3 separate regions of the Homo sapiens genome follow, and regions 2 and 3 are each linked to region 1. The links are chromatin loops, found by intact Hi-C in ENCODE. Cell type or tissue: A673. All regions are shown on one strand. Region 1 has its middle 55 kb from the start of SPATA8. Region 2 overlaps LOC105371002 (a long non-coding RNA gene). Region 3 has its middle 180 kb from the start of SPATA8-AS1.

Evidence for each region. Hi-C counts contacts between places; a loop is a spot of excess contacts. Peaks named below come from ENCODE experiments on the same cell type or tissue, not always from the same donor. Only the 100,000 strongest peaks of a DNase experiment are listed, where the experiment ranks them.
Region 2: it touches region 1 in a loop (5-fold over the local background); 1 of 110 quality-filtered maps calls a loop at or near these places.
Region 3: it touches region 1 in a loop (3-fold over the local background); 1 of 110 quality-filtered maps calls a loop at or near these places.

Annotation. Positions count from the first base shown.
Region 1 is chr15:96,836,549-96,840,548 of GRCh38, reverse strand. No RefSeq gene overlaps it. Among named protein-coding and RNA genes, the nearest start is that of SPATA8, 55 kb to the right of the region's middle. In A673, no CTCF peak of the experiment used is centred here; DNase peaks (open chromatin) are centred at 2,248, 2,778 and 3,108; H3K27ac peaks cover 3,886 bases.
Region 2 is chr15:96,690,719-96,694,718 of GRCh38, reverse strand. The region is part of intron 2 of LOC105371002 (a long non-coding RNA gene); the gene reads left to right. Among named protein-coding and RNA genes, the nearest start is that of SPATA8-AS1, 91 kb to the left of the region's middle. In A673, a CTCF peak has its summit at 1,635; DNase peaks (open chromatin) are centred at 518, 1,668 and 3,138; H3K4me3 peaks cover 1,305 bases; H3K27ac peaks cover 3,483 bases.
Region 3 is chr15:96,605,605-96,609,604 of GRCh38, reverse strand. No RefSeq gene overlaps it. Among named protein-coding and RNA genes, the nearest start is that of SPATA8-AS1, 180 kb to the left of the region's middle. In A673, no CTCF peak of the experiment used is centred here; no DNase peak of the experiment used is centred here; H3K27ac peaks cover 491 bases.

The sequences.
Region 1 (4,000 bases):
AGCTAATACTGGACAGGATTAAATGAGAGACTCCACAGGCTTTGCGGACACAGGGAGTGATGCCTCGTAAAATTTCTTTATATTCTCAAGTTTTACGTTAAAAACTCAAGCTAAGTTGGCATTTATTATATAATATAGCCATATTTACTTAAACATGAAGATACTTTTTTAAACTGTGGTAAAATGCATATAACATATAATTTACTATCATAAGCATTTCTAAGCATACCATTTAGTAATGTTGAGTGCATTTCCATTATCATGCTACCATCGCTACCATTCATCTCCAGAACCTTTTTTCATCTTGAGTAACTGAAAGTCTGCATCCATTAAACACTAATTTCTCATTTCTCCCTTCCCCCACCCCAGGAAACCACCGTTCTACTTTCTGTCTCTATGAATTTGACTATTCTATGTACCTCAAGTAAGTGTAATCATACAGTATTTACCTTTTTGTTTCTGGCTTATTTCACTTAGCATAATATTCTTAAGGTCTATCCATGTTGTAGCATGTGTCAAGATTTTTTTGTTTTTTAAGTCTGCATAATACTCTATTGCATGTATATATCACATTTTGTCTATTCATTCACCTATCCATGGACACTTGAGTGACTTCCACATTTTGGCTACTGTGATTAATACTGCTCTGAATATTGGCATACAAATATCTCTCAAGTCACTGCTTTCATTTCTTTTGTGTATATACTCAGAAGTGGAATTGCTGGATCATATGTTAAATCTATGGGTAATTTTTTAGAAACTGCCATACTGTTTTCTGTAGCAACTTCATCATTTTACATTAACAACAATAGTACATGAGGGTTCCAATTTCTCCACATCCTCACTGACACGTATGTTTTTTGTTTGGGGATTTTTTTTAGTAGTAACCATCTTAATGGAAGTGAGGTGATATCTCATTGTGATTTTGATTTGCATTTCCTGAATGATCAGTGATGTGGGAGCACCTTTTCATGTGTGTGGACACTTTTACAGCCTCTGTTGAATTGATGCTCTCAGAATCCCCAGCTCCCGCATACATGCGCCACATCGAGATCTGAGCAGACATTCAGAGCCCTCCAGCTTGAGTGCTCACCTACCTTTTCACCCTGAGCTCTGCTCCTTCACAGGCACGACCTTGGAAAATCTTTCATACCAACACAACAACAGTCAACACAGAAGACTTCCGTGACCCCAAAATATCTGGAGATTCCTTCCCACCAGCAGGCAAGCAGTCAATTCTGCAGGGGACATGAACTAGGCATCCTCCAGTTCACTTCCCACGTTATCCACCTGGAGATAGCATCAGATCCCACACATTGAGGACTCAGTCCCCAAGACTGTCCCTGACTTCAGACACCAGTCACAAGTCCAGACCTCAAGAACTTCTGACTGATCAGCTTAAAGTTATGGTTCCCATGACCCTAACTTAGTTTGCTGGAGCAGCTCACAGAACTCAGGGAAACATTTACTTATGCTTACTGGTTTAATACAAAGGATATTACAAAGGACACAGATTAAGAGATGCATAGGGCAAGGTCCTGAGCTTCCATGTCCTCCTTGGGTATGCCACCATCCAGGAACCTCCACATGTTCAGATATCCAGAAGTTCTCTGAATCCTGTCCTCTTGGGTTTTTATGGAGGCCCGATTACATAAGCATGATTGCTTAAACCATTGGTTTAATGGCTCTCAGTGATGAACTTGACCTTTAGCCCCTCTCCCCACCAAGGACACTGAGGGCAGGTTGGGCTGAAAGCTCCAATCCTCCAACCATGCCTCTGTCTTTCCCTTGACAAGCCCCGCCCTGAAGCTCTCAGTCAACATTAGCATACAACAAGACAGTACTTTGGCGATTCCAAGGATTTTAGGAGTTGCATGGCAGCAAATGGGATGAAGACCAAATATATATTTCACAAAATAACTGGTGCCATATACTCTGGGGATTTCCAGTGCTGTACTTTTTATGCTACATGGCCTACCCTCTTTCACCTCCTGCTCTTTGTACATGGTTTCCTCTGATTGGAGGCCTTTCTTTCTTTCCCACTTATTCATCTTTCAGGGCTAATTATAAATCTTCCCTACCACTATATTGGTCCTTGTTCAACATTTTTGGAGAGATTAATTACCCTCACTTCTAATTCCCATAATACTTTTTTCCCACTTTTTCCATTCAGCCAGTATCATGATTGTGTCATTTTCCTCATGAGACTGGCTTTATCATCTTTGCAACCTCAGCTGGGAGCCCAGGGCCTGACTCATGATTGAAGCTCCAAGAAATGTCTGCTTAGTGAACAGATGGAGAGGGCTTTGCAAATGGGAAGAGTATGAGCCAAGTTATGGAGTGAGGAGCAGGACTCAATTTCAGAAAAGTTAGTGCCTGCAGAATTTACATCTACATAAAAGTATGGGGATTTGCAAAGTTTAAGACATTGCAGATAGCTGGACATTTGAATTCTTCAGAGGCTAGAGATCTCACCGATGTGACCTGGCCTCACATAAGGAACATTCAATAGCTCAATCAAAGCCAAAGAGTGAAGAGCAGAGGGACTGATGGCTTACAGAAAGAGCTTACAGCTTGCCTAGCAAGAGTCAATAAAACTTTAAAATCAATATGCTGATGAACTGCCAGCTAGAAAACGTCACGGAATAGGTTGATATGGCCATAAGGGATCTAAGAATAATCTTGTACTGCAGTATTCTAGTCCCGTCCCTCATCACCATCCCCAGGTATCTGAATACTACAAAATCTCTGTAAGCTCAGTGGTTCCTTATAGAAAAGACAATAAAAGTTATATTTTCACAGATTTTATTCAACAATAAAAGTGATGGATAATTATGGAGAAAATTTAGAAAACACAAGTAAAGCTAAAAAAAAAATCGGAAACTGTCTAGAGGTTACCACAATTAACAATTACATGAGCTTCCTTCCTTCCTTCCTTCCTTCCTTCCTTCCTTCCTTCCTTCCTTCCTTCCTTCCTTCCTTTTTTTTGTAGAGACGGAGTCTCGTTCTGTCACCCAGGCTGGAGTGCAGTGGCACAATCTCAGCTCACTGCAACCTCCGCCTCCCAGGTTTAAGCAATTCTCCTGCCTCAGCGCCCCCCTGAGTAGCTGGGACTACAGGCACATGCCGCCACGCCCGATTAATTTCTTTTGTATTTTAGTAGAGACGGGGTTTCACCGTGTTGCCCAGGCTGGTCTCGAACTCTGAGCTCAGGCAATCCCCCAACCTCAGCCTCTCAAAGTGCTAGGATTATAGGCATGAGCCACCACACCTGGCTGAGATCCCATTGTTTCTTAAGCACATGTTTTGGCATGACTGAGGCAATTCTTGACATGTATTTGGTATATTTCTTTTTTAATGAAACAGCATTGACTTATGTTGCAGAAAACTCTTTGCAAGCATCATTTTTAAAAGCTACATAAGTCCCTCATTAAAGCATAATTTATTAAACATTCTTCTGTTTTTGGACACTTATTTAAAATATTAAACTGAATATTTACATTCATGAAACTTTTAGAAATGTTTTGTGTTAGTTCCTTAAATAATGTGAAATAAAGATGCTTAATGCCCACCTACCAGTGCTACTTTGAGGGTTACGAGACATTAACCCTCCTACTATACACTTTTATGCATCCTGAAATCTGAGGATAAGTAATATAATTTTGATTTAATATTGATAGAATAAGAAAAAAATTAATAATAACAGAGTTGAAATCAGGGGACCAAAATTCATTCTAGCCAGTAAAATATAACCAAATTGTCACAAAACTTGTCTCAGTGAAGTACATTCCTCACCACATTTTTTTATGATCTCATCTTTCTAGAATATGGTAGAAATATTATCATTCTAATCATATGCATATATGTAGATGTGCACACGTACACATAGTTGATTATAAAAAACTATATTGCCACTATTTCAGTTTAAATACTGTTAAACCATTCTACATACCACAAAATAATAAAGAGCATATTATGATTCATCTGAAAGAACCAGCCC
Region 2 (4,000 bases), 150 kb after region 1:
GCATTAGCACCACTGGTGCTAGTGCATCTTGCTTGTTAATTTTCACTTGGGCCTGTTAGATAAACCTTCTCTGGGCCACAAGTAAATGCTTGACACAGCAGATTTTTAAAGATCTTTGCAAGAAGATCTGGTATGTCTGGGTCACTGTGTGCTTTGTCTAAATCTAAGCACAGCTATTTGTTAGTCTCCCCTGCCCTCTTTTAGCATTTTTTTTTTCCCTGTTGCCTGTCCACATGTCTAACTAACTAGCCAGACTAGTCTACAGCAGAGAAAACCAGGGACATGAGCACAGAATGGCAGGAAGAGTGGAGCAAAGTGCTTCTCTGCGTGAACCATCTCCACACTTAGCTTTTACAATCCTATAAAAATTGGTCTACTTGTTATCAGTTCAGACTGGAAAGCAAGCAACAGCCCTCCGTTGCCTCGGGCTTTGATGTAAGCACCCCTGACTATTTCTGTTTAAACTCTAGCGGATGGAAGACACCTATAAAGATATTAATTAGCTCCAGTTGTCACCAGATGTGGTTCACATTCTCTGAGCCAGCTCTGAAATACTGGAATTTTTATTAGGCAAGGTAATGTTTATGGCTCTCATTAAAATCTGAGTCATAAAAGACTGAAGAGGAGATTGGTGGGAAGTGGGGGAGAGAATAGTTTCCTCTTTGTTTATTAACTTTCAAAAATCCAAAAGTCCTGTGTTTCAGACTTGAGTGGCATGTTAACTTTGTGGGATTTGGCAAGATTCTTCTAAGTGTTTACATTTTGAGGAAACCTTTTGAGTTGTACTACATAAAATGACTGGTTTGTGTCAGAATGATGTTACATTTACATGCTTAATTATAATAATGTCAGCCATGGAGCACTGCACCATGCAAAAAAAAATCAGTACTAATTGTTATTGGACTGGATACTAACTTATGGGATATATTATGACAACAGAAGGAATTTATTGTTTATTCAAAATGGGCGAACAGCACTTCATAACTGTCAGGGTGGGGTGGCAGTGAAAGAGAAACAAAAATCCAAAAATACCTTCTGAACACTTTCTTTCAATGCCTTCCTCCCTGTCAAGTTACTGCCATGCCTTTATGACTCTTAAGAAATACTTCAGCTAATTTTTCTCTTGGATAAAAGAAATAGCAATAGCTAAAACCTGCTCAGGTCTACGAACTTATTTAGAAAAAAAAAATCTTAATTTGAGAAAGATTTGAAGGCCAAAATAGCTGCTCAGGTTCCTTCAAAAGCTTCCCTGACCTCCTTCTGAAGCTACTCTCCCATCAAACCTACAGGCATAATAAGGCCCGCAGAATATTTCTGACGACCCACATCATAATCTGCGGTCCGGGGTCTGCAAACGGAATATACCTTCAGCTTGAAGTCCTCTGATGACTACATCAATGCATTCGATTTACAGTTTCATAAGATCTTTGGAGATTTTAAATGATATTCAGAAATATGCTTATGCATTTTTAAAAGATTCTTTTTTCCCATCTGAACTCTTTTAACAAAGGTATTTCACTAAGTACAACAGCTGTCCAATTTTTTCCAACCTTTTGCTTCCTTCTAAAACACAGTCATTTTGTTAGACATTGAAAATGTCTTGATTTAGTTGTCTTGCTATTTTGGGCCTGTCCTGCCCCCTGCAGTGGTAATAAGGATGGGGGTTCCTGCTGGGCCCTGAAGAATACCATTTCACGGCCGCCACAGAGCTGGCGGCTTTTATTTATGGAGCCAAGAAAATGAATGGGTATTAGTGTCCAAACATTTCAACATGCTCCCGCGGCCATGCACAAAAGGGACTGATTTGCAGCAAATTTCCACTTATTTTCCAAAAGTATTTACCTTGCCGAAGCTTGGCTGATCACTATAATAGCAGAGCCGAGGGGGAAAAAAATGACCATTTCAGAACCCAATTCATATATATATATGTGTGTGTGTGTGTGTGTATATATATATATATATATATATATATATATATATATATATATATATGTATATCTGAACCTTAATCGTGTTCTACTTCTTCTGAATAAAGATAATACCTTTGGTTGCTAGGCTTTTATGGATATGTGGATAACTCTAAGGTGCTGGGGTTTGTAGTTCTCACTGTTGTTTTAAACAAGAAAAGAACTAGCACAAACAAAGAGTTCACATCAGTGGATTTAGGCTACACATAAGACAGCATGCTGCCAGTGCCCAGGTCATCTTTGTACACTCCCAAAGAGTAAGGCCAGCATTTTAATGCCTAAAATTTGGGCCAGGGATTGAGGGCTAATGCGTTCTATAGCTGTGCTTACTATTTTAGACGGCAGGCAAATGGATTCGTGGGCAACTCTGAAATGCTATGCAATTACTTTATCTTTTTTCATTGTGCAGTTCACTCAGTCAACAAATATTAATTGAGTACCTACTATGTCTCAGGCATTTGAAATCTGCCTCAGAAAGATGTTAAAAATTGCTTTAAATGTGGCTTCCTGGGGTCTTTGCTCAGGAAGTCAATGTCTTTTGTCCAGACAGACATCTCAGAGACCTCCCCACTTCTCCATCCATTCTCCAGCTCTGTCTCTGAACAGGACCACTCCTCATTCTTTAATTATTGAATTGCTTGTTGACTCCCGAACCTTGGTTCACTCTTCTTAGGATATAAGAAAATCCTTTGCTCTCAATCTACAAACCAAAGTTCCTGCTCCTCAAATTCCAGCCAAAACAATTTATGACCAGTCCTCAAATCCCTAAGATATGAAGTCCCATTTATTAGAACTCCTTTAACATGTTTTGCTACTTCTGTGCCTTTATGCGTGCATGGACTAGTGGATAATAAACCATCAGGAATGAACTGATGCCAATTCACATTCCTCAAGACTTGCATGCACTTTGCACCTAGTAAGTGCTTTCTGAAAGGTGAGGGGACAAACCATGCTGAAAAAAATGAGCTACCATCATCTCATATATTCCATTGTCTTTTTTTCCTTTTTAAAAAATATTCTGAAACTCCAAATCCTGTATGACACTGTCCCACTCCATAAGAAACAAGATTTACAAGTACAAAAAGATGTGTAGAATTTCTCTTCCTGTTCATTCAAAACCTATGTGTGCTTTTCTAACATTTACATTAATTATACCATGGCTGTAAATCTCCTAGTCTCTCTTCACCAACGTTACCATTTTATTGCACAGATTTCTATTCAGAACAGTATGACAATCTCAAATTACTTACAGAAATCTAGCCATAAACTGCTAAAACTTTGTTCACTATATAGAATGTTATTATAGTGTGGGAAACATGAAATAAATGATAGAAACAAACCAGTAATTATTTCATCCTGGACCCATTAACTACCAGCTGTAGGACTTTGAGCTGGTTACTTAGTTCTCTATGCCTCAGTTTTTCTCATCTGTAAAACTGGACTAATCATAGCTACCTCATTAAGTTACTGTGTAGATACAGCAAGTTAATAAGTAAAGCACTTAGAACATGGAACCGGCTCAACAAATGTTGATGTTTAGTTCATATTCTGGAACATATGGCTTTAATTTACAATAGACATTTCCAGTTTCACTTGCAGTCCTTGAGTAAGAGATAATAAAAGTCTCTCAGGTGTATCTTCTCCAATCAAAGCCATTTCAACACAGGCTACTGCACTGCCTTTCCACACAAGTTTATTTTTGGAAGAACTTCTTCCAGCAAATTTCATCATGTAGGCTTCTAATTCCCTGGGCTCAAGGGGTTTCCAGTCCCGGGTCACTGCTTGGGCCGCTCCCACTGCATCCAGTTCTGCATCATAAGCTACTCCACTGCCAAAAGTCCTTTTACCTTTAGATTGCCAAACGGGTGCTCTGTAGACCAGCCAATCAATGGCTGTTTCAGCCAAGCTTTTTCCTGAGCCATATGGTTCTCTTAGGCATCTGTGTTGGCTTCTGCTGTCTTTCATAAAGAGAAGCATCCATCCTCTATGGGTTTATTTCATGGCCAGAGTTCCAAAGAGTTTTTGTTTTTGTT
Region 3 (4,000 bases), 230 kb after region 1:
GTACACTGAGTCAATTAAAAAGAAAGCTAGAATGTTCCAGAGGTACTCAGCTAAGCTTTGAACCCTGTTGTTTGCAAGATCGGCTTTACAACATGTGTCTCTTGGGGTGCCAGTGTCCATATTTGGGGTGACTAGGCCTAGCTATAAGATGACAATTCTTTTTTTAATTATCTTTTTAACTTTGGTCTTATTTTTCATAGAGATGGAGTCTTACTCTGTTGTACAGGCTGGTCCCAAACTCACATGCTGAAGTAATCCTCCTACCTTGACCTCCCAAAATATGGGGTTTACAGGTGTGAGCCACCACACCCAGCCAGTTGACAATTCTTAAATTTTCTAGCTGTGCAGTGTAAGGATCTAATAGCCAAGATCCACACTTGAGACTAAGAAATATTGCCATATCATTTCTCTGTTTTTTCCCTCAGTAGAAAAATCTAAATATCCTGATTTTATTTTCGTAACTAATATATTGTGTCTAATCAGGTTGCCAAAACACAAATTATAAGGGCACCCTGCCTACCTTCTCAGGTATTCATTTAAAAATTGTGAGAAAACCACCTTTCCTTTCTCACCTAGATTATTTCAAGTTTGAACAGTGTAAATAATTGGGAAAATGTCAGTGGAAACGGAAATAATAGCCAAGAATATTTTATTGCTGAAATTTGCTAATAGTGAGACTAGATTCCCTCTCTGAATTAAATATATATTATATAGTATACATACATATGTATAATACATATTATCAGTGTAATAAGCATGTATTATTTATGACTTATTACGAAACCAGTATTACATAAAACCTTTAAAATAACCAGTGGTTATCTGTTGATCATTTTTCACTAGCTCCAGACTGATTTTTTTTCCTTTGCAACTCTTTAAAATTTTGAATTAACTTTCTGAAACTTCCGGTATGCTAGCCTGTCTAATGACCCTTCATATAACCATCTCTGAAAAAATAATTCCTAGTAAAAATAAACATGTGAAAATTGTTCAAAGGTGGAAAACGTTAACTTTGCAAAGAAATTATGCTTCCAAGTTTGAGCCTGTGATATTTCTAAGTGGGTTGAGATTGATAAACTCCAATAATACCTACATCCTCAAGCTAGATCTTTCCATGTTCCTTAATAAGGGAAATGCCTAAAAATTATAAGGCACATTTTGGGCAGACTTGGCCAACAACCTGTGTCGAAATGAATAATACCATGGCATCAAGCTAATACGATTTCATTTAGCCAGACTTGCCACCACCAAATAGTCACCTTTTGTAAGGTTATTATAATGGCTTAATTTAATCTTACCATATGCACAACATGGGTATGGTTACTGACTGATAACGAAACTAGTTGCATTCATTAAATACTGCTATAAATCTCTCTTCTGAAATAGCTATAATACAGCCTTCCAGCAACAACAATAATGTAATTCTTAATCTTTTTCTGTGATATTATATAACTGTAGCCTGCAGCTAACTCTCACTGTAGGTGTTGGGGGTGGTGTGGGGTCTTTGCATTCCTATGAGAAGGTGGTGGGGCTAGAGGGTTGGAGGTATTTGAGTAAAATGTTGGAGATTGAAAAAGTCAGAAGTGAGCAAATTCCTCCTTCACTATGGATGGAGGAAATAAAACACATCAAAACTCTTATTTTTGAAGTCCTCCTGTGAAGCCATTCCTTTATATTTTCATCAATGTACTCTTTTCTGAGAAAAATTCCCTGTATTTTCACTTCATGGGGAATAAGTTATTAACTATTGAAATGTGCAGGCATGTGATTCTTAGAACACTGGTTTTATAAAGTTTAAATGTTGAGGAGAAAGTCCATTCTCGCGGCATTTGCAAACCCATTTAAAGCTTCATTCTGCTGAAACCTGTATAATTTTTATAGCATATACATCAAAATAGATTTTAACAAAACTAGCATTCTTTTAGGAAATTTTTCAGCGTTCTAATCTTTGGAAGCACAGAAAAGTTTCAGCTAATCAAGTTACATTTTTTTTTTATTTGGGAGGGCCTGCCCTGCTTATTTTAAAGCTCTCTTTTGCACAAACCATTTGTATATTGAGAATTAAAAGGAAAAGGAAAAAAGCAAAAACCTGTTCCAAAGATCTCAAGCGTGGACAGAGGGTGCTTTCTTCTTCTGCACTGGCAGTTTTAAGATTAAGTGCCTCAGTAGGCTTCTCAGAATTATCAACCTTGTCCAGTGGCTGAATATTCTCTGCAGAATTTGTTCTACAGAAATTTTCTCGGTATAGATCTGTCTTCACTCTGATTTTTATGGCTGTGACCATTTTTGAAGCCTCCCAGAATTACTGGCATTCTGATTATTTTCTCCTTTTGGAGGAAGACCATGAAAACGTCCAGCTTAGGTAAGCATATATGCGCACAAGATTTCTAAGCCAGTCACAGGGAAGTGATTTCATTGAACTGAACCCAGGATGCCAGTGTGACTGAATCTGTAGAGTTTAGGAACTAACAACAGCAGGTATTATTTCATTTCATTTCATTTCATTTCATTTGTGAGAGATAGAGTGGCAACAAGAAGCTGCGAGTTTCCTCTGTCCCTTTGACTAAAAGCAGACTCTACCACTAAAGTCAAAATGCATCTTCATGAAAAGAAAACGAGTTTATGATGCTTAAGACTGACCTAAAGGGCTTAGATTCACTAGAGCCAACCAGAAATCAATCAACGCTGGCTCACACAGTGAAACCTCATGTCAGGCAAAAGGGCTATGTTTAAGTGGAATGTCATCAACAAAGACTGTGAAGACCTCTCAAGTGGTCTCACCTTCCCTGAACTTCTCGGGAGGAAGTGAAACCATCCTCATTGTTGCCTGTTAATATCCTTCAGAGGGGACTTGGTTTTAGAAAATCCGATACGCAAACATATCAAATTATAAAATTCTAGGGAGGATGCAGATTTGCATAGCTTTGGACCACACCACTGCGGGGCATGACTGTCTTTCTGGGCTGGATGGAGTACATCCTATTGATGGTCTAAGCTTCAAAGCATTGTGACAGCACCCTCCCACAAATGCACCAAATATGTAATTTATCATCAACAACAACAGAAAAGCCTCTTTGTTATTTTTAAATGGTACAAAAGTTATATGTTTGCTGGAATATGTCCCTGGGTTCTGGTTACAAATTTCTGGATAGCAGTATCAAGAAGACTGCTTGGAATAATTCTCACGAAAGTCTTGAAGCCATAGTTATTCATTCATGGTGCCTCAAAGGCACCAGGTCTTGCTATCCTGGTCCACACTGCTCAAGATGGGAAGCTCCCTGCTCAGTACCTTCATTATCACCCTATTCTGTACTGCCTGACCCCTTCCCCAAACTCCCACTCTGCTTCCCAGCCAAATGTTTCACTGTGCCTTCTGGGACCTTGTTCTAGAACCTGCAAGCCATCCTCAACCTCGGGGCAGGCCTCCTTCATTGTATGGTCCCCACTAACAGTTGACTTCCTCCCAAGGACACTGTTCCTTTACCATCTTCTCAAGTGGAGACTGCCTCATCCCCTAGACCTTCATGAACCTTAGAATTAAGATGCACTTGCTGATCCATCTCACTAAGTCCAGACACCTTCTCCTCCAATCCACTGAGACTCAGGTGACTGAGCCAGAACATGTCCTGCCCTCATCACTTATTTATCCATCACTCATCCAAGACCTGAGCATCTGGTTCACAGTCCATTCCCTCCCAAATGACAACATCATCCTAGATGCTTTCAGCATCTTCATGGGCACACAGCCGGTTCCCTTGCCACTCAGCTCCTTAAACTATTTCCATTGATTTCTCATCCATCTCTGCCACCCATTCTGATTACCACACCCCTGACGATGTCAGCACTAAGAACTGCTCCATCCTAAAGTCATGAAAATCTCAACATCTTCTATGTGATCACCATTCAACTCTCCTACTACTAGTGTTTCCTCCCTTCTCCTGACTCTATTTTACCCGTCATCTTCCAGCTCCTCCTGACCTCACTTCCTTCTCTATCAATC